Linked DNA regions of Homo sapiens: region 1 is linked to region 2. A link is a loop called in an ENCODE intact Hi-C map of the cell type or tissue named here. Cell type or tissue: heart right ventricle. All regions are shown on one strand. Links, peaks and the distances in the headings refer to the core of each region. The heading gives the core; the rest is flanking DNA.

Region 1 (10,964 bases), core at 323-8,322, 220 kb after region 2:
TTTTTAAAGAGCTCAGGCTTAAAAAAAAAAAACAAAAAAACCTGAATATTTAAATGCCACTCCTCTCCACCCAGTGAAAACTTTGCTTCTTACTTCATGAACCAGGTAATAGTTATAAATTAACCTTCATCTTATCATCTACTGATAAGCTATAATTTCTCCATGATTCAGAGATGTACAGGGTTTTGAGCTAAAATGCTAGGCTACGTTTTAAGCAGTGCATACATCAGCTTCTAACTAGCTAACTTTTCATTTGGGCATTTTCATTGCAGCATTTTTTCTAATCAAGTCCCTGTAATCAAAGCTCATTTTTAGTTTTCTTTGACATCATGGCATTTTGTCAGTATAATCAGACGTTCTGTTTAAAAAAACAACTGTCAACACACAATTTTTCAGAATAATCTTTCAAAAAATCTTTTTCTGGATCCCACTTTATCTCTTTCCCCTGTTCTATTTTCAGAAGATAACATAAATAAGCTTACACACTCAATTTAAAATAGTGAAAGGCTTGGCTATGTTGGTAGAAAAAAACCTTAAGCCCTGTTCAACCTTGATATTGATAAATTCTTGAAAGTGAGGGAAGGAAGTAGGGGAAAAGGTACCTTGGTACCCGATGCCTGTCCCTTATGTGGGCCAAGGGAGACCTGAGACAAATAAAAATGGGGAAAAGAGGGGACAAGAAGGAGTGATTGTTAGAGAGGCTGTCTGAATAATGCTTTATCAAAATAATAGCAATGTTAGCTTATTTATATTTCATAAAATATTCTGGCCTTGTCTCTTCTGAAACTTAAAATGATTTGCATAGAAACAAGGACTTGATTAACACGAAGTCACCACCATACAGTGGATTCTTTGACTTGTCTTTGCAGGTTAGTTCATGTGCTTTCCTAAAGTTGTCATGAACTTTAGGGAAGGAATTGGGTCTTCATTCCATGTATGTGAATTTTGAATCCAGATTAGCAAGATGTTAGAAATGGGAAAGGCTAACTATTTCAGACTAACTCTTTTTGGTGTAGTGCTTTGGAGGGACCATCATGGATGTAGTGACTAGATAAAGTGCATTTTCAGGACAGTCCCACTTTAAAAACCTGTTCCCATCAATGTGCCTGTGGTCTGATTTTTAGTTCAGAAGATACAGCCACTTCCACAAGGGCTTCAGGTCTTGTATAGGTTCTGCAAGTTTTAGAACCCAGTGTCTAGCCTACGTAGGAATGTGTGTCATGCCTTTGGAGAGCCACCTCCCACCATAGAGACACGCGTGAGTTTGATTTGCTCCAGAGATGCAGTTTAGATACTCACTCCGAGTAGTACCTTTGCAGAGGAAGCCGTTTGACGATGGGTCTGTTGTGTTCCCAGGAAACAAATCTACTCAGGGAACCAGATTGAGGTGGAATCAAAACAAATTTTGATGAGGGTTTTCTCAAATTCTTCTCTTAGCTGCAGAACTTCTTTGTTAATGATGTGTATGAAAGCTTACCATATAAAACAGGTCAAAGCTGAGGCAAGAAGCTAGAAAACCCACCCTCTGGGCCTCTCCTTCCCACCCAATAGCAGCCCGAGGCCCCGGTAAGAGGCCTTTCAAGACACTGTTGAACTCGGTGAGCTTAACCGTACACTGAGCTGGTGCAGCCGGGGATCCATCTCAGCCCCTGCTTCCCACTCAGCCAGACCCAGACCCTGCATTCCAGCTTTGGTTGTGTGGATTCTCTAGAGAAGGACCCTTGGCTGTTTGTCCCCATGCATTTCTTGATGTCAGGCAGCAGCATCTGCCAGTTGTGACTGTCCTGCCTGGACTACAGGTTTGGTTGGGTGTGCCCTACAAACCTTGCTCCTCTCAAACGTGCTCTGCCGTGGTGTAGCTTCTGGCGCTTCACTCTTCTGTCCGCTGGGATCCCTAGGGGGGCTGGATGCTCGTACCAGACTGTGGAAATGGGGAACATACAACTTGGTTCTCTTACCTTAGCCAGACTTCTCCTGACTACATTTTGTTTTGTTCAATAGATGATGATTCAGATCTGTACTCTCCCAGATACTCATTTTCTGAAGACAGTAAGTGACTTCAAATAACCTGGTTGTGGGGGCGGAAGGGAAAGTGGTGGATGAGGGAAGATAATTGCCCTGTTCTCAGTTTTCATGAGTTTTAAGTCTTTTGTCTGCACTGTCTTTCTCCAGCAAAATCTCCCCTTTCTGTGCCTCGCTCAAAAAGTGAGATGAGCTACATTGATGGTGAGAAGGTAGTCAAGAGGTCGGCCACACTACCCCTCCCAGCCCGCTCTTCCTCACTGAAGTCAAGCTCAGAAAGGTAAGTGCCCGCTTGTCTCTCATTCATTCAGCCTGGGCCTTGTTGTTCATTGAGACCTAGGAGCCTCCATTCTTAGGAATGTGGAATTTGAGTCTGTCCCTTGTCACCTATTAGCAGTGACTTATTTCTTAGCCTCAATGTCCTCCTCTGTAAAATGGGGATAAAAATAGCATGATTCCTAGTAAGGATAGTGCAAGGTTAAAATGAGATAATACCTGTAAACATTCCTGGTAGCACTTAGCTCCTAGTATGGGAGCCAAGTTAAGAGTATGGGCTTAATTAATATTGACTATCATTATCATAACTTTTTGCATTTTCACAAGAGAAATCTTAACTGCAAGATTTGTCACATGTTGTCATATTCTTTTTGCATACTGTGTTCACATATTCATAGCAATGACTATAACTTAAAAAGAAGCCACACTTTTTAATGTCCATTTACTCATGCAACATGTATTATTGAGACATAAGCCTTGGACTTGTTCTAGTGACAGCATTAATAAATCTCTTAAAATGCCTGCAGCAAACAAAACAGTTTTCTTTTTCTTGAGTTTTTTTTTTTTTTTTTTGAGACGGAGTTTTGCTCTGTCATCCAGGCTGGAGTACAGTGGTGTGATCTCGGCTCACTGCACCCTCTGCCTCCCAGGTTCAAGCAGTTCTCATGCCTCAGGCTCCCGAGTAGCTAGGACTGCAGGTGCACACACCACTCACGGTTAATTTTTGTATTTTTTTAGTAGAGACAGGGTTTCGCCGTGTTGGCTAGGCTGGTCCCAAACACCTGACTTGAGTTCTTATCTCTAAAAATGCCCTCTGAAGCAATCTCCTCATGCTATTTGGACAGGAGTTCCATGCATCTTCTAGCCCCAACTTACACCACTTCTCAACACACAAAAGGCTCTGGCCAAACAAAATTATTTACTTCTTCCTTAAATACACATCCAATTTCACACCTCTACCTTTTCCAACCTCACAGACAAATTAATGGCTGTTTTTAAAAGCACCACACGAACTTAAGTGGCCTCTACCTGAGGAGTTTGATAATTAATTTGAAAAGAAACCTGGGTATACCCACAAATCCTTTATAGTTGCCTTCATCCAGAACCCACTGGGTGTATTCCCTGCAGATTTAACCATATATCATGGAAGGATATAGGTATATATAAATCATTGTCTCTGCCTTCAAGAAGTTTACAGCCTTGCATGAAAAACTTAATCACAGTGCAAAGTACGGTAATGCACAAATAAAAAATTTGCAAACTAGAGCTTATAGTAAACAAAACAGCTTGGTACTAGCATAAAAACAGACATATAGACCAATGGAACAGAATAGAGAACCCAAAAACAAATCCACACACCTATTGTGAACTTATTTTCCACAAAGGTGCCAAGAACATACATTGGGAGAAAGACAGACCCTTCAATAAATGGTGCTGGGAAAACTGGTTATGCAGAAGGGTGAAGCTAGACCCCCATCTCTCACCATATACAAAAATCAAACCAAAATCAATTACTGACTTGAATCTAAGGTCTCAACCCACAGTTACCTCTTCCCTATTCCAGTGTGGAACAGGGAAGAATGCAATTATGGTAGCAACTGACATTTATTGTGTGGTTACTATGGGCCTGGCACTTTGCTCAGTGATTACATGTGCTGTCTCATGTAAATTGTTTAGTCCTTACAACAACCCCATTTTTCAGATGAGGAAACTGAGATACCAAGAGGTGAAATACTTGTCTAAGATCACCTAGTTAGCAAGGGGTGTGGCAGGATTTGAACCACAGTCAACTGGCTCCAGGACCTGTGTTCTCTCTCACTGCTCTAGTGTGAATGGGAAGTACAGGCATGTCTGTGGAATGAAAAGCCCATAGAGCGAAGCAAGGTGAAAGATTTTTCCAGAGCCAGCTTTGCTGCTGCCGCCTCTGTTCCTGTTGCTTTGTCCACTCCCCTTCCTGGTGCCTGGTTTTGAGCACAGGACATCTCAAGCCTTGTGAGAAGCGAACACCAAACTTTAACTGGTTGTTTTGAGAAGCAAACCAACACAACTAAATTGTTCACCCTGACTCCGATGTTATGCTTTGGATATAACAGTTCTTTGATTACACTACAGCCATCCAAAGTCAGACCGTGTCGGAAGCTAATGCCAGTTGTCATGAAAATAGCTCTAATAGAATTTTCTTTCTGCAGAAATGACTGGGAACCCCCAGATAAGAAAGTAGACACAAGAAAATATCGTGCAGAGCCCAAGAGCATTTACGAATATCAGCCTGGCAAGTCTTCCGTTCTGACCAACGAAAAGATGGTAATGTGCATATTAAAGTTATTTTGTCTCACCGTGCCCATGTTCTTTAATCAGAATGCATTGTGCAGTTGGATTACATTCTTTCCCCTTGAGATAGACTTAACTTTGTTTTGAAGATAATGACAAAAATGAAGTACTTTTACCCTTTTCATTTTTGCAGGTGTTCATAAAATAAGTCCCGCGAGTCTGCTTTTAAAAAACCCTCTTATTGTGGCTCTGTTGCTTTTTTTGTGCATGGTTTTAACTAATATTAATTTTTCTACTAACATAAAGATTGATTTTGCTGCTGTCTTTTTTTGAATGTCTAAGTGTTCATTTATCAGGCTTGTCATTAAGTGGACTGAAGTCCAGTTTTTTTTAAGTGACTCTGAACAGGCATAAATTTTGTACAAGTTACTAGAATGTCATTAAAAGCTACATAACTAATAGGATGTTGTGACTTGGAAAAAAGGCCCAGGCTGTTAGAATATATCCTTTAGGTCTTCCTTTTTTGACAAGTGCAATATTGAGGACAAATTTCATATTCGACCTGGTTTATGATTCCCTATACAAGTTTACATCTCTAAGCAATTATGAGTGGGGAAAATGGTTTGTATGCATATAGCAGACCACCCTGGAAAAGCGGCCTCTTCTGTGAAACAGGAAGAATTCTTACACATTGATTAGTTTCATACCTGCCAATCATGCATCCTTTTATTAACCCTTCATTGGGAAAAGCTGTTTTGGAATTGTGATCCTGGTTAAGGGGTTCTCCAAAGCTCCATAAACATTGCAGTCCTCCAGCAGGACAGCAGGATGGAATTATTATGCTGGAGTTTGGTTTTTATTAAAATACGGTCACCACAATGTCTACAGAATAAGCAGGCCTCTGAAATGCAGGCTCAAATTATGTTCCCTCCGCCTCATCGGCTCTACATGTTTTGAAAGAAGAATCGATTTGACTTCTACTGAGATAAAAATGTGACATCTCTAAAAGCACTGAAGGATAAGTCATTTTAATTAGGAAAAAAGGTCAACAGGTCACAGAAATACTTAGAGTTGTCATTCTTCAGCGTTCACTATGCACCAGTTATTTCAAGCAGAAAGTTCAGAGAGGAGCACAGAATTTCGCCTTCTCCCCACTACTGCCCTTCTTTGGAGGTTCTCTGCTGTTAGAAGATACTGTACGTAAGAAACATAGAAGGTAACCTTGCACCCAGGTGCTCCTGCAAAGAAAGTCGTGCTCCTTGGGTTTATTTCCAACACTGGGACCCACCATTACATATTAATACATTTAAATGATTTCAGGGACTCTGTAGACCTTTGAGTGTTTTTGTTTTGGCAGTATTACCATTCATAGATTTTCATGGCTCTTACCGAAGGCTCCCTTTTCTTAATTTCTCCTTTGTTTCCAGCTCCTTTCCCTGGTTCTTAGTCATTTAACCACTACTCAGAACTAGGAAAAACAACATAGTTTAGTTTTTCTCATTGATACCGCAATAGTTTACCAGGATCTTCCATACCACAGTTCTTGGGATCATTTACGTTGTTTTTACAAACCCTGAAAAGTAACACATAGTGCCCCACGGGGCCTTCTTGGAGAATGGTGGTGAGCACGTACATGGATTGCAAAGCTCCTCTGTGTAGTACCAAGCCCTAAGCCAAGCCACTAATGGGGCATGAACACCAAAGGCAGGCCAAGGAGGAGTAGGAATGTCCAATAGTTTCACCCAGTTTAGCTCTGTTCCTCCAAAGAGAAGTTTTAGTTGAATCTTAATCTTTTGACAGTCTGCCCTTCACAGTAGTTGAATTCATCCTTTATGTTTGATTTTGTTTCCTGCTGTTTTTATCACATGGACAGAAAAGGTGAAGTGTGAGTTTCAGCATGTGAGTCTTGGCTTTTGGTATCTAGTATCTGGTTTGCCAGAATTTGAGCATACACCCCCATCGCCCCAAAACACACACTTCCGTTGTTAACTGTGGGTAAGTATACTAACTAGTGACAGATGTAGAATGTAAGTCTGCTCTCAGATATGCACTACCTCATTTTAGGAGAAAAAATGCTTTTTCCATTTGAGGTACTTACGTCTGCTTAACTCTGGCAATTTAAATTGTGACTTCATAGGCACATCTATGCATGGTTAGCAGGAGAGGTTGCCCTAGAGCTCACCTTGCCCTGGAGCATACTCTAAATCATTCCAGAAAGATGAAAGAAACACTGTACTGCCTTCAAAACCCCCTACAGAAGACTTACAAACTTGATGACCTAGTCATCTATTTGAAAGACTCATATGAAGGTCTTTTTTTTTTTTTTTTTTTTTTTGTTGAGATAGGGTCTCACTCTATCACCCAGGCTGGAGTACAGTGGTGTGATGATGGCTCACTGAAGCCTTGACCTCCCAGGCTCAGGCAGTCCTCTCACCTCAGCCTCCCAAGTAGCTGGGGCTACAGGCACGCACCACCATGCCCGGCTAATTTTTGTATTTTTAGTAGAGATGGGGTTTCACCATGTTGGCCAGGCTGGTCTTGAACTCCTGGCCTCAAATGATCCACCCACCTCTGCCTCCCAAAGTGTGGGATTACAGCCATGAGCCCGTGCCTGGCCCAGCTAATTTTTTATTTTTTGTAGAGATGGGGTTTCACCATGTTGCCCAGGCTGGTCTCAAACTCCTTGGCTCAAGCAATCTGCCCCTCTTGGCCTCCCAAACTGCTGGGACTACAGGCTTGAGCGACCAAACCTGGCACGTATGTGGGTCTTTATCTCTACTTGGTCCCCTCTTATCATAGTAGGATACTTTTTTCTCTTCTAGCCTTGGAATTGGAGATCTATTGGTCAGTCCTTGCTTTGTCAGAAATGGCCTTTTTCAGGACTCATTCTTTTATACCTTCCTCTAAGTCTCTTACAGAAGTTCAGTTCAGTTAAATATATACATACATACATACACACACACACACACACACACACACATATATGTAGTAGGACGGACAGATATTAAAAGAGGGATTACAGACACAGTGTACATTTTAGAAGTGTAAAACAAGGGGATTTCCCCAGCTTGGTTTCTTCCCAGTTCATCCTCACTTTGTGTTCCTTTCCTGGCTTTTCAGCATGGTCATTTAGCCCTGCTTTAGCTTGGTGTCATCGCAAACTTAGTGGGCCTGCCCCCCTGTCATGTGGAATATGAAAAGGGGAATATGGTATAGTGTAAAGAACACTGGACTAGGAATTGGAAGATGGGGTGGGTCAAATGTGATAATATGGGTACAATAACTGAATATTATGAAGTGCTACACAGACATACCACATTCAGGCGACTTACTTAATTGGAATTTGAAGCTGGTCTCTGGCTTCCATTCAAGAAGCAAAACTGTCTTTGAGGAGAAGTTGGCATTTTTCTGGTGAGTTACCTGCCCTTTTCCAAGGATTTTTTTTGAGCTGGGAGAATAGCCTGTGGTACTAAAGAACTTTGCCAGGCATTATGGAATTTTTCCCTGTCTGCCAGGCCAGAGTTCCTGCTCTGTGTCCAGAAGGATGTTTTTCTATTGGTCTGTTCCATAACAGGATCCACAGCTGAGTTATACTTGGCAAAATCAAATGCAGATGTGAGGGCTGTGTGGTATCACCTTTTTAGCTTTATCTCTGGGCAGCTCAAAGGACTGAGGCTGGTTGCTCTCACCCATCGCTGTTTGACATAACCTCCTGATTCTATTATTGTCACAGCATTAACCTCCACAGTAAAACGATCTGCAGACAACCTTTGGGAATAAAATAAGTTAATTACTTCAGGATCATGAGTACCAAAACTTTCAGGCAGTTCCCCGAAAGAGCTGGTACATTTTATTTAAGAAAAAAAAAAAAAAAGCCTAACCATTCCCAGAGGGCAGTTTATAAATAGTCTTTGTAAAAATAACAAACATGAAATAGATTCATGAAACCCCATCATATTAGGATCTAGAAACTCCCAATGTCTAAATTGCCACTACTGAGTAGTTGTGTTTTTGTAGGTATTGTACCTCCTTTCACTGAATTGAATAAATATAGAATCCATTTACTACAGGGAGGGCAAGGCTTCTCCTTCAGGATTTAAACCGTAAGTCCCTAAAGACATTTGGAGGAAGTCTTATCTGGATGCAGGAGGACAGACCTTGTGTTTCAGTATGATTTTCCCTCCGATTTCAACCTAGCTTGGTTTCAGTTAAAAGAAGGTTCCCTGCCATATTTCCATAGTCCTCTACCTGTAGCAAAAGTGAAAGTAATGCTAAAGATTCTTTTAAAGATCTTAGAAAAAGGGATGGTAAAGGTCACTAAGAAAGTTAGCAGCCATTTTTCTACAAGCTGCAAAGGGGATGTTAACTGTGTTGTAAGTAAAGTACAAGAAGAGCTGCTTTGTGAAGCACTAGCATTAAAGACCTGCACACCACACATGGCAACCCCCTCCCTCAGGTGTTATAGCCCAGAAGTAGTGAAGTTTGTTGTGCAGTGTTTTCAATCTCAGTAGAAAGTGTATGCATTTTATATTTCAGGTTATTGTAGAAAATCACCCCAACTCTCTTTTTGCGATTATCAATGTTTTTTGAAACATATATACATACTTAATTAGTCATGAACCTCAAACACTTTTCCCTGATGTAAACATTTCTCCAATTTATGAAGGGGAAAACATGATTTGCTTTGCACACATTCATTTTCCAACTAGTTATTTCCAGAAACACGTGTTATTCCATGAAATAAGGTGCCAGAACTTTATACTTATTTGGTTAAATATTATATCCCATGAAATCAAATTATCAGTCTATTGATACCTCATAGTGTTATATAAAGTGAGAAATCTAACTTATTTTTGTCATATAACCCAGAAGTTTTTTTCCCCTTTGTTCTGTTATCTGTCTTGTCTAGCTTTTCTTTCACTTTATTTTTTCCCAATTCTTTAACATTTATTTGTTAAAACACGAAGTATATTCTGTCTGTATTCATCCGCCATGGATACTTGTTTAAAATGTTTTTTCACTGTGTCCTCTGTCTTTACTTATATCATTTTTCACTTTCACTTTACTGTGTACGGGACATGGTTTCCTACCTACTCATGTGCCATTAAAGATGCAGTATTAACCAATTGGCTTTTATAAAGTGTCAATATTTGTGTTTATTTCGAAAACCTTAAGGCAGCTTTGCAAATAAGTACTAAAGTTGTACTAGCCCATAAAAATCAGCTCTACTCAACTGGCATAGATGGCTAAATGTTTGGTGTGCTCACCAGGTCATTTGCTCATAACTAATAGTTCTTTGTAAAGGGCTTTCTTTTCTTCCACATTACTGAAAATTATTGCAGAATGCTGTTATGCCCAGATTCAGACTTGTTGTGTAGGCAGCAGTGTGGTGCAGAGTTGTCCATCTATAGTCCATTTTCCTCTGCCTTAGGGCTGAGAATGATTCACTTACTGTTCCCTGCCTCAATTTCCCTGTTTTTATAAACCCATCCTCTCCCTCCTGTTTTTGCTGTTGTCAGTAAAAACAGATGATTGCTGCTGTTGAATGCAGCTCCTGTATATACCTGGAAACCACTGCATCTCTACTGGCCTGTTCCTATGTAATCTTTGCATAATGTTATCCTTCTCTTTCTTCCATTTCTCTATCACCAACCCCTATAGAGTCGGGATATAAGCCCAGAAGAGATAGATTTAAAGAATGAACCTTGGTATAAATTCTTTTCGGAATTGGAGTTTGGGAAACCGGTAAGTTTAATAGCTTCAGTGGTTATACACCTTTTAAACTAATGCTGTGGATGCGTTGTTGCTGCTAAAGAATCAGATGTTTGTAAGGAATTCAGAAAGTGGGGAGCAGTCATGTTGGTTGTCCGTAGTGGGATTGTCTCTTCTCACTACAACCTCTGAGCTTTCTTTTGCCTTACTTCACTGAGAAAGGATAGTGAGCTCTGGAAGTATATCTTGCTGGAATATCCCAGAGAAACACAAATAATCATTGCTTGTCTTAGACCTCCCCCCACTAACAACAAGTACCACATGCCTTGCGGATGGCATTATTTCAGCCATTGTTTTCACTTCCTTGACCAAAGTCTTTATGGTCTGTGAAAGACAAGCTGAAAATGTGTTACACACTGAGAAGACCAGCATTGTCTCTGCTTTAAATAGCATTTTTAAAAGCACATATGTAAATGAAGTCCCAGAGCAGGCCAACAAGGACCTCTTTGTGCAGATGTGACCCACAAATGCAACCCCATTATAGGTGACTTTTAGGGAATGATTTCTATGATGTAGGATATTTCCCAAAGTTTGAAATGGGAGTAAGGAATTCTAGCATCTTTAGTATTCAGCCTACAGTTGCCCCATGATATCTCTGAATTGGCTTTGGTACAAATTGACTT
Region 2 (10,724 bases), core at 1-8,000:
AGACAGGAAAGGAAAACAGGAGATTAAGCCCCAAGAGCTTGAAGACTAAAAGTGCAGTGAAGGTCTGAAGTTGGTGGGGTCCAACCTGAGCGAGCTCCCGCGGTGGCACATAGCCCCAGCTGACATCCTTAGTTCACTGCATCCCCCCAGCTCCTCCCTGCCAGTCCTGTTGCCTCAGGATCACTTGACAGCTCGGACCCTCCCCACTCTCCCTCCATCTCTAGCTCCTGTCCTTAGGGCCCCTGGTGCCTGACAGTCTGCAGTTGAAAGATTTCATGGGGGCCTCCTAAAGAAATAAGCACTCGCTTACGATGCTGCTGCTTTTCCTCTGAGGATGTTTTACCAGCACAAGAATGATGGTGTCATGTGGAACATGTTCCCAGGCTGGCTGCACAGCCTGCCTCTCCTCCAGACCCTTACATGGTCTGGCAAGTCACCCTGACTGCCCTGCCCTCTGGATGAGGAGTTCTGGCATAGCTTGCCTGAAAAGGCTATAAACAGTCCTGCCTGAAACTGTCACAAATACCACAATGAGCTCCCAACCAGACAACAAATGCCCAGGAATCTTAAATAGAAGGCAGCCCAAGAGAGCTGGGGCCCTTGGGGAAGACCACTGAGAAGGCAGGCCTGCATCTGGGCCCTGAGAAAGACCACTATCATCATCAGACAGAAACCCCAAGCTTCACTCATTAAACTGGCCTGCATCAATCATTGCTATAAATGCACACATTGAGTTGAACTGCATGCCACAGAAACTTCAAAGAATTGGGGCTTGAACTTGATCATTCCTGTTTCTCTCATGTAAAAAGAGCTCTGGAGGTAGGCAGCTTCAAGGCTGACTTAATGCCTCCATGAAGGCCATCAGGCACTGGGGCTGCTTTTGATTTATTCTCTTCTGTCCTAGGGTAAGGCTCTTGTCCACATGGTAGTGGCATTCCAACCATCAGGACTGCATTCCAGCCAGCAGGAAGAAGGAAAAACCATAGGCAGAGGAGTGTCTGCCAGCTGCCCCTTCTAAGTGACATTCCAGGAAGACCCCCCTGCCCAGTGCTTGACCAAAACTAGCTCATGGCCTACCCTCTCTAAAAGGGATCTGGGAGGTGTAGCTTTTTTATTTGGGCACATTGCAGCTCCAAGAAAGTAAGGGTTCTATTGGTAAGGGAGGAGGAAAATCGGATAGGGGAAGAAGATTATCCTAATTGATTCATGGAGCTGAGAGCAGGATTCATTCACCTAAACAGTAGGGCTGCTGGGGAATAAAAGAGGGCTGGGATGGCGGCCAGAGAGGTAGCCACAATGTCCCACTGCACTGCCTGACAGAGGAAATGGGAGGGAGAGGTGAGCAGACACTAAAGTTTCATGGTGCTATTTGCAGCCCAGTGTAATGGAGGGAGCACTGAACTGGGACTCCAGAATTTTTTTTCCAGCTCTGTCACTGACTGGCATTGTGACCTTGGGTAACTACTTAAACATTTTTGCCTCAGTTTCCACACTCATGAAATGGGAGCTTGGATAAGCTTTCTAGTTAGATGGAGGTGTGGGAAGCTCTTTATCACTAAATTGCAAATTAGCTGAACAAGGTGTTTTTTATATCTGACATCCACAGCTGGCCAAGTCTTTGGTAGGCATTGAAAGCAAAACCCAACATCACTGACCCGCTCTTCACACACACACACACACACACCCCTCTGCTATTTGCTGTATATGTGGGCCTCAGACTACTTCAAACTGTGGTTCAAGGATCATTGTAACAGAATGACCACAGGGCCTAGCTAAAACTGTAGATTCCCGCACCCAGACCTGCTGAGCCAAAATTTCTGAGGGTGGGGCAAAGAATTGGAATTTTTAGCCCCTTATATGATTTATCTCAGCATTACCACTACTGTAAGTAACCTGAGAGTTTTGTTTTTCTTCCATAATGAGAAGTCCAGAAGTAGCTCAAGACCAACGGGGCAACTCTGTGATGCCATTAGGAACCCAGACTCTTTCCAACTTTCAGCCCTGACATTCTTAACTCCGCAGCTTCCCTTGCACCATGATGGCTGTTCCATCTCCACACCTGTGTTCCATCTATGTCCCAGTCAGGAAGAAGGGCAGGGGAAAGAGGCATGCACAGCTGAGTTCGCCCAACACACCCACATTTAAAGAGCTCTCCTGGAAGCCCCAGTAAGTGACTTCCCTTACATCTCATCAGGAGGAACTGTTTATTGTGGCCACATGAGCAACTGTAGCTGCAAGGACTGGGAAGTAGAGTTTTACAGCTGGGCACATTCCTGCTCAAACAAAAATCAAGATCCTCTTTGTGAGGAAGAGGAGAAGATAAAAATCGGGTAAGCTACTACATTAGGGGGTAGCGATGTTAGGTACAGTTACCCCTAGTGACTTTCCAAAGAGATTTTCTTGGAAGGCTCTTTTGTTCCCTTGAACTCATTGATGAGTTTTGTAATGCGGGTTTAATATAGGAAAGCTGAAGTGCTCCATAAGAGGTGGAGAAAAGACAAAATTCCCAGGCAGTTTTGGAGAGGAAAGAGTGAGTTGTAGGCCGGTGCAGTGGCTCATGCCTGTAATCCCAGCACTTTGGGAGGCCAAGGCGGATGGATCACCTGAGGTCAGCAGTTCAAGACCAGCCTGGCCAACATGGTGAAACCTTGTCTCTACTAAAAACACAAAAATTAGCCGAGCATGGTGGCAGGCGCCTGTAATCCCAGCTACTTGGGAGGCTGAGGCAAGAGAATCTCTTGAACTGGGAGATGGGGGTTGCAGTGAGATGAGATCGTGCCATTGCAGTCCAGCCTGGGTGAAAAGAGTGAAACTCTGTCTCAAAAAAAAAAAAAAAGTGAGTTGTAAACTTGCCCTAGGCAGAGGCTACAGACTAAGGGTCAGTAGGAAATGAGGCTAGAGAAAGCTAAATGTAAGAAACAAAGTATAGGAAAAGCCATCTATTTTTAAACTGATGGCTTGATGGGGGTTGTTATGGACTAAATGTTTGTGCCCTTCCCAAATTCCTTCGTTGAAGTCCTACCCCTCAATGTGATGGTGTTTGGAGACGGGGCCTTTGGGAGGTAATTAGGGTTAGATGAGGTCGTGAGGGTGGGGCCCTCATGGTGGGATTGGTGCTTTCGTAAGAGATGCCACGTCTCTCAACAAACTGTTGAGTAAAAAGTAAAATAAGAGACTCTAGAGACCTTGACCTCCTGCCCTTCATGTGAGGACACAGTGAGAAGACAAAACAGTCTCCTGCAAGCTAGGAAGCAGGGCCCTCACCAGACACCGAACTGGCCAGCACCTTGATCTTGGACTTCCCAATCTCCAGACTGAAAAATAAATTTCTGTTGTTTGATCCACCTAGTCTATGATATTTTGTTATGGCAGCCCAAGCAGACAAAAACAGGAATAATTGTCTTGGAGATACCTGCATTTTAGAAAAGGAGTCCTAATATTTCAAAGAATTGGCCAGAGTGGCATAGTGGAAAGAGTATGGATTTGGAAGTCATATGACTTGCACTCCCATCTATAAATTGTAGGAATTTGCAGGATTGTTTTTTGCTGCAATGAGCCTCAATTTCCTTATTTGGAAAAAAGTAGACAGTTAATACTTACCTTGAAGACTCCTGTCAGTAAATAATCAGATAATGGACCGGACACCTAGCTCATGGAAGAAGCACCATCCAGGTTGGCCACAATTAGCCACATCTGGCATATCTGTCTTTGTATCCCCCACTGAGCCCAGCAAGGTGCAATGCACACAGATGCTCACTGAGTAGCTTTGAAACAGGCTACTTGGGCAGAGCTATAGAGATGGAGGGGGCTTTCTCTGAGATCCATGGACCATTAGGGACACTGGTATGAGGCTGGCAGTCTAAGACGATCAAGTCGTCCCTGACCCCAACTTATTTCTAAACCACTGAAGAGTGTCATTGTTCTCTCTTCCTTATGAAAGTGTCCTGTGGAGTCTCCTGTAGTAGAATTGAGTTAAATGTTACAATGTCTTTTCCACTAGCACTTCTGGCAAAAATCGATGAATAACTTCATAACTACCTTAAGGGCACCTCATTTAAGTTTGCAGATCTCTGCTATTTTACAGAACTCTGCTATTAGGGAGAATGAGATTTTAAAGCCTCATTCAGTATCCAGTGAGCACCCACTACGTGCCAGATGCTGGGGATAAGAGACATTCCCTCCACCTGATGGTCCAAACGTTGATCTGTCTGAGAATTGCTGCTCTAAATTCAGGTAATTCTTATCCTTAAGTCCCACCCTTTACAGCCTATTTTACCCTAATCCCTAGGAGAAACCCTTTGGCCAATAGGAAAACACCAAACTAGGCAGCTATGATCCCATACTGAAGGCAGGAGGAGTCACCATAACCTAAGAAAACCAACTTGCTCTTTATTCCATCTGGCCCCAGGATTCCTCTAACGCTAGAGGGCAGTCGGGTCCCATGGACCTAAGGAAGTCGGCCTGCTCTTCCTCAATGCCCAGCAAATTATCCCCTCCCGATCCTCAGGCTGCTCTCCTGGAAATGAAGTGCTGGATCAGTAAAATAACTTCCAGAGATCCTCTTCCTTACAGGGTAAGAGCACAGGCCTTTTCAGTTTAGAGGCAGAATAGGGTTTGGACCTTGATTCTAACACCTACTAGTTGTTTGACCTGGGGAAAGTGTCTTAACTTCTCTGAATTTTGATGATACGTATCCATAAATGGTTTTGCGAGAGTAAATGTAAAGCACTCAGCACGGTATTCAGCATATGGTTAACCTTTAATAACTATTGGCTGTTACTGTTTATGATTCTAAGGAATGGCTTTCTCTTAGTTTTCAACATTGCTTTTTTTTTTCCCCTTTGAGACAGGGGTCTCACTCTGTCACCCAGACTGGTCTCAAACTCAACTCCTGGACTCAAGCAATCTTTCTATCTCAGCTCCTGAATAGTTAGGATTACAAGTGCATGCCACCGCACCAGGCCCTACGTTTCTCTTTTATTTAAAGTCCAAGCATCAATTCCTAGGACATAAAGTGAGGACATTCTTAGGACAGATCTACTATGTACTAAGCACCATGTACTAAGCATCATAGTAAGGGGGCTAGATGAATTATGCATGATGCCACAATAATCTGAGTAGGGGAATTGTTACCCCTATTTTACAGGTATAGAACCTAAAGATCAGTAAATTCCCCAAGATCACACTGTAGCGGAGGAACCTGGATTTGAACCCAAGACAACAGAGCTTCAAAACTCTTCACCACCACAGGGGGCATAGCAGTAGTGTTTTCCCAGAAGCTTCTTGTACCTTATCCCAAAGGCAAGTTGTAAGGCTGAAGAAGGAGGTTGCCATAGCTACTAACTGGACCCCTTTTCACGTAATCAGATCCTCAGTCTGCCCCAGTTTTGCAAGAGGAGCTGCTTGTCTGGAAACTCTCCTCAACACCTGCCCCTGGAGGGAGCCGACTGTGTCTGAATTATTTAGAGAGTCTCTAGACACTTGATATAATGAGCAGGTGTGGATGCTTCTCTGACTTCCCCCACATGCCTTTACTTACCTCCTTTCCCCTCCCCCAAGTTGCCTATGAGGAAAAAGGAGGCATCATCCGTTTCCTCACTGTAGATGTGTCTGCCTCATCTTCATTTTTCATCCCGAAGTCTGTTTGTAAGAAGTGGACCACTTTCTTTGCAAATATCAAAAATCATATTGATTTCCATTGAAATTGGTGGTGTAAATTGACCCTAACTAGTAAATGCATAACTTGGCCAGGAGTGGTGGCTCATGCCTGTAATTCCAGCATCTTGGGAGGCCAAGGCAGGAGGATCGCTTGAGCCCAGGAGTCTGAGACCAGTCTAAACAATATAGTGAGACCCTGTATCTAATTTTTTTATATTTTTTATTTTTTTTTGAGACTGAGTCTCGCTCTCTTGCCCAGGCTGGAGTGCAGTATCACGATCTCGACTCACTGCAACATCTGCCTCCCGGGTTCAAGCGACTCTTCTGGCTCAGCCTCCTAAGTAGCTGGGACTACAGGTGCGCGCCACCATGCTCAGCTAATTTTTGTGTTTTTAGTAGAGACGGGGTTTCGCTATGTTGGCCAGGTTGGTCTTGAGCTCCCAGCCTCATGATCGGCCTACCTCAGACTCCCAAAGTGCTGGGATTACAGGCATGAGCCACGGCACCCAGCCAAAATTCTTGTTTTTGAAGAATATTTACTGACGTGGAGACGAGACGCACTAGAAAATATTGAATAGGAAAAAACTAAGCTATAAAACAGTATAAATAAAATTTCTCAATTATATATATTTAGTTGGAAAAAGACTGGAAGACAATGTATCAAATAATATTATGGGCTGGGCACAGTGGCTCACAACTGTAATCACAGCACTTTGGGAAGCTGAGGCTGGAGTATCACTTGAGGACAGGGGTTCAAGACAAACCTAGGCAACATATCAAGACCCTATGTCTACAAAATTGTTTTTTTACTTAGCCAGACATGTTATGTGTATCTGTAGTCCTGGCTACTTAGGAGGCTGAGGCGGGAGGGTCTCCTGAGACCAGGAGGTCAAAGCTACAGTGAGCAATAATCAAGCCATTGCACTTCAGCCTGGGTGACAGAGTGAGACCCTGTCTCAAAAAAAAAAAAAAGATATGTGTATATATATATATATATATATATGTATGTGTATATATATATATATATATGTGTATATATATATATGTGTATATATATATATATGTGTATATATATATATATATATATATATATATATATATATAGAGAGAGAGAGAGAGAGAGAGAGAGAGAGAGAGAGAGAGACTCTCGCTCTGTTTTCCAGGCTGGAGTGTAGTGGCGCGATCTCGGCTCACCACAACCTCTGCCTCCCGGGTTCAAGTGACTCTCCTGCCTCAGCCTCCTGAGTAGCTGGAACTACAGGCACACACCACCATGCTCGGCTAATGAGTGATTTCTACTGAGCAGTGAGACAAGTGAGTTTTATTTGTCATTATACTTTTCTAAGTTTTCTACTTTATTTTAAAATTTTCATAGCTATTAATATTTCTTTCTATGGGAATTATTGGTGCAGACCAGGCATGGTGGTTCACACCTGTAATCCCAGCACTGGGAAGCCTAGGCAGAGGATTGCTTGAGCCCAGGAGTTTGAGACTAGCCTGGGCAATATGGTGAGACCCTGTCTCTACAAAAAGAAAAATAATACAAAAAGTAGCTGAGGATGGGCCGGGCGCGGTGGCTCATGCCTATAATCCCAGCACTTTGGGAGACTGAAGCGGGCAGATCACAAGGTCAGGAATCTGAGACTAGCCTGGCCAACATGGTGAAACCCCGTCTCTCCTAAAAAAATACAAAAATTAGCCGGGCATGGTGGCATACACCTGTAGTCCCAGCTACTCGAGAGGCTGAGGCAGGAGAATTGCTTGAACCCGTGAGGTGGAGGTTGCAGTGAGCTGAGATCGCGCCACTGCACCCCAGCCTAGGCGAAAGAGCAAGACTCTGTCTCAAAAAAAAAAAAAAAAGTAGCCAAGCATGGTGGTGCACATCCGTGATCCTAGCTACTAGCTACTAGGGAGGCTGAGGTGGAAGGATTGCTTGAGCTCAGGAATTTGAGACTGCAGTGGGCCAAGATCGTGCCACTGCACTCCAGCTTGGGCCACAGAGTGAGACCTTGTCTTGAAAAAAAAAAAAAAAAGAAAGAAAGAAAAAAAGAGAGAGAGGAAGGAAGGAAGGAAGGATGGACAGAAGGAAGGAAGGAGAGAGAGAGTCAGAAAAGAAAGAAAAAGAAGAAAGAAAAGGAAAAGAAAGAAAGAAGAAATTATTGGTACAATGGTGAAAATAAAATTTGTGATAACAATTTTTTAAATTTATAGACAGGTTTATTTTCCATTCCATCCTTCTTTGTATTCTATCCTTTGCAGATGAAGAAATCAAGGTTCAGGTGCTCTTGGTGACATAGCCAGTTGAGGGGAAAGTACAGACTAGATGCCAGACCTCTACACTGGAGGGAGAGAGTGACCTCAAATGGGAGACTGGACTAGTGACTTCTAAGGTCCCTTCCAGCCTGAGGCTGTGTTTCTCTTTGCTGCTGTGCTGGTTTCACCCCCTGCTTTCACAGCCCTCCCAAGGTAAGAGAACTTCAGAAACTCATGAAGTGCTTCTGCCTCAGGTACTTCACTGAACTCTAGTTTTCTTTCTGTAACTTGCAAATAGGGCTACAACTCTGACTCTGTGTTTCCAGATTCTGTTTCAATGCAGACAATTAGATGGTAAATAATTCAAGAGAACGGAAACTGGCAAAGTGGTGTGTGATGTCCAAACAGCTATCTTATTTATTCTCTGGTGTAAACTTCAGGCTCATCTGCAACTCGGGAGCCCCAGGAGTAAGTGAAATGTAGAAACACAGGAATCTCCCCTGTTTCCATTCCCCCCATTTTTTAATATTGTCTGGGGATGGGAATGCAGTTTACTTTAATCAAAGATTAAGGTAAGACAGGTTGGCTTTGGATGACAGATTCAGACAACTTCTTAGGCATGTCTGAATTTCTTCCCATGGTGGAGTAGAGTGATCAGAATCTAGAGGCATCAGTTTCTCCTTGGCCTGAGGATTCATGATCCAAAGTTGTGGTCTCAGAAATATCACCATTCATCCTCTTTCTCTTCCTTCTGTGCAATGAGGGAGACACATTTCACCGGACCCTTCTAAACCTGCCCCACCATTAAAGAAGTAGTCTTAGTTAAGACTCGTTGAATTACAGGTAACATAAACCACCTCTGCCCTGCCTAAGAAGAAAAGGATAATGTATTATATGGACATAGGGGTGTCTTATAAAGCCCAAGGGCAAAGAAAATAGAGATGGTCCAGACTCTCAAGAAACTGGAGCTAGAGGCGTCATGTTACAGGACTTCAAAGTATATTACAAGGCTATAGTAACCAAAACAGCATGGTATTGGTATAAAAATAGACACATAGATCAATGGAACAGACTAGAGAACACAGTCAACTGATCTTCAACAAAGGTGCCAAGAGCTTACACTGGGGAAAGGACACCCTCTTCCATAAAGGGTGCTGGGAAAATTGGATAGCCACATGTAGAAGAATGAAACTGGATCCTTCTCTCTCACCATATGTGAAAGTAAATTCAAAATGGATTAAAGACTGAAACATAAGATCTAAAACTATAAAAATACTAAGAAAAACTCTCTTGGACATTGGCCTGGGCAAAGAATTATGACTAAGACCTCAAAAGCATAGGCAACAAAAACAAAAATAGACAAACGGAACTATAATAAACTAAAAATCTTCTGAACAGCAGTTGATTGTTTCAATCAACAGAGTGAAGGGACAACTTGTTGAAAGGGAGAAAATATTTGCAAACTATTCATTCAACAAGGGACTAATATCCAGAATATAAAAGGAACTCAAAAATCTCAAAAAGGAAAAAACAAATAATCCCATTAAAAAGTGGGCAAAAGACATAAATAGACATTTCTTAAAAGAAGACATGTAAATGGCCAACAGGTATATGAAAAATGTTCACCATCACTAATCATTAGAGAAATAAAAATCAAAACCACAATGAGATCTTACTCCAATCAGAATGGCTTTTATTAAAAAGATAAAAAAATAGCATCTTGGTGAGGATATGGAAAAAGGGGAACTCTTTTACACTGTTGGTGGGAATGTAAACTAGTACAACCACTGTGGAAAACAGTATGGAGATTTCTTTTTTTTTTCTTTTTTTTTTGAGACAGAGTCTCACTCTGTTGCCCAGGCTGGAGTACAGTGGTGCAATCTCAACTCATTGCAACCTCTGCCTCCCGGGTTCAAGCGACTGTCCTGCCTCAGCCTCCTGAGTAGCTTGGATTACAGGCACCCACCATCATGCCTGGTTAATTTTTGTATTTTTATTAGAGACGGGTTTTCACCATGTTGGCGAGGTGAGTCCCGAACTCCTGATCTCATGAGATCCACCTGCCTTGGCCTCCCAAAATGCTGGAATTACAGGCATGAGCCACTGTGCCTGGCCAGAGGTTTCTTAAAAAAACTAAAAGTAGAATTACCATTTGATTCAGCGATCCTACTAATGGGTATCTACCCAAAGGAAAAGAAATCAATATATCAAAAGGATATCTGCAAACTTGCATGTTTATTGCAGCACTATGCACAATAGCTAAGATACGGAATCAGCCTAAGTGTCCATCAATGGTAGAATAAAGAACATGTGGTATATATACACAATGGAATACTGTTTAGCCATAAAAAGAATGAAATCATGTCATTTGCAGCAACATGGATGGAACTGGAGATTATCATTATTTTTTTTCATCACAAATAGGACTTTTTATTTGCCACTATTATAAGTCTGAACTTTAAACAGATTCTTGGACTGGTCATTCATATCCATCAGCTCATTCGACTTTAGCACCTGTCTTGTCCCCAGTGGCTTTTCCAGAACTACTGCCTTCACCATGAAGCTCCATGAGTTTTCCCAATTCAAACTTGAGCTTCTTCAGCATTTTTACTTTTCTAACAAAGACATCGTGGAGAAGGTAAATAGATTGGCAAGCCTTTTCTATGTCTTTTCCAATGCTGTCTAGAATCAATTTATTGACCACTTCTTTCAAGTCATTTGTCTGCACCTCTTGGGTCATGATTTCCATCATCTTCTGGATTTGGCGGATCTGTTGGTGCTGAGCATAAGAGGTCTTCCGTATCTGATTGTTG

The links. A loop is a pair of places that touch in the nucleus more often than their neighbours do. Peaks named below come from ENCODE experiments on the same cell type or tissue, not always from the same donor. Only the 100,000 strongest peaks of a DNase experiment are listed, where the experiment ranks them.
Region 1: it touches region 2 in a loop (4-fold over the local background); 90 of 110 quality-filtered maps call a loop at or near these places.

Annotation. Positions count from the first base shown.
Region 1 is chr10:95,375,323-95,386,286 of GRCh38, reverse strand. It overlaps SORBS1 (sorbin and SH3 domain containing 1), which reads left to right. Exons shown (of 33, transcript NM_001034954.3): 16 at 2,002-2,049; 17 at 2,173-2,302; 18 at 4,488-4,602; 19 at 10,231-10,314. Among named protein-coding and RNA genes, the nearest start is that of PDLIM1, 90 kb to the right of the region's middle. In heart right ventricle, for the core only: no CTCF peak of the experiment used is centred there; no DNase peak of the experiment used is centred there; H3K27ac peaks cover 7,469 bases.
Region 2 is chr10:95,595,025-95,605,748 of GRCh38, reverse strand. It overlaps the pseudogene RPS3AP36. Among named protein-coding and RNA genes, the nearest start is that of SORBS1, 39 kb to the right of the region's middle. In heart right ventricle, for the core only: CTCF peaks have their summits at 4,192, 4,417 (motif pointing right) and 7,904; DNase peaks (open chromatin) are centred at 441 and 4,448; H3K27ac peaks cover 1,356 bases.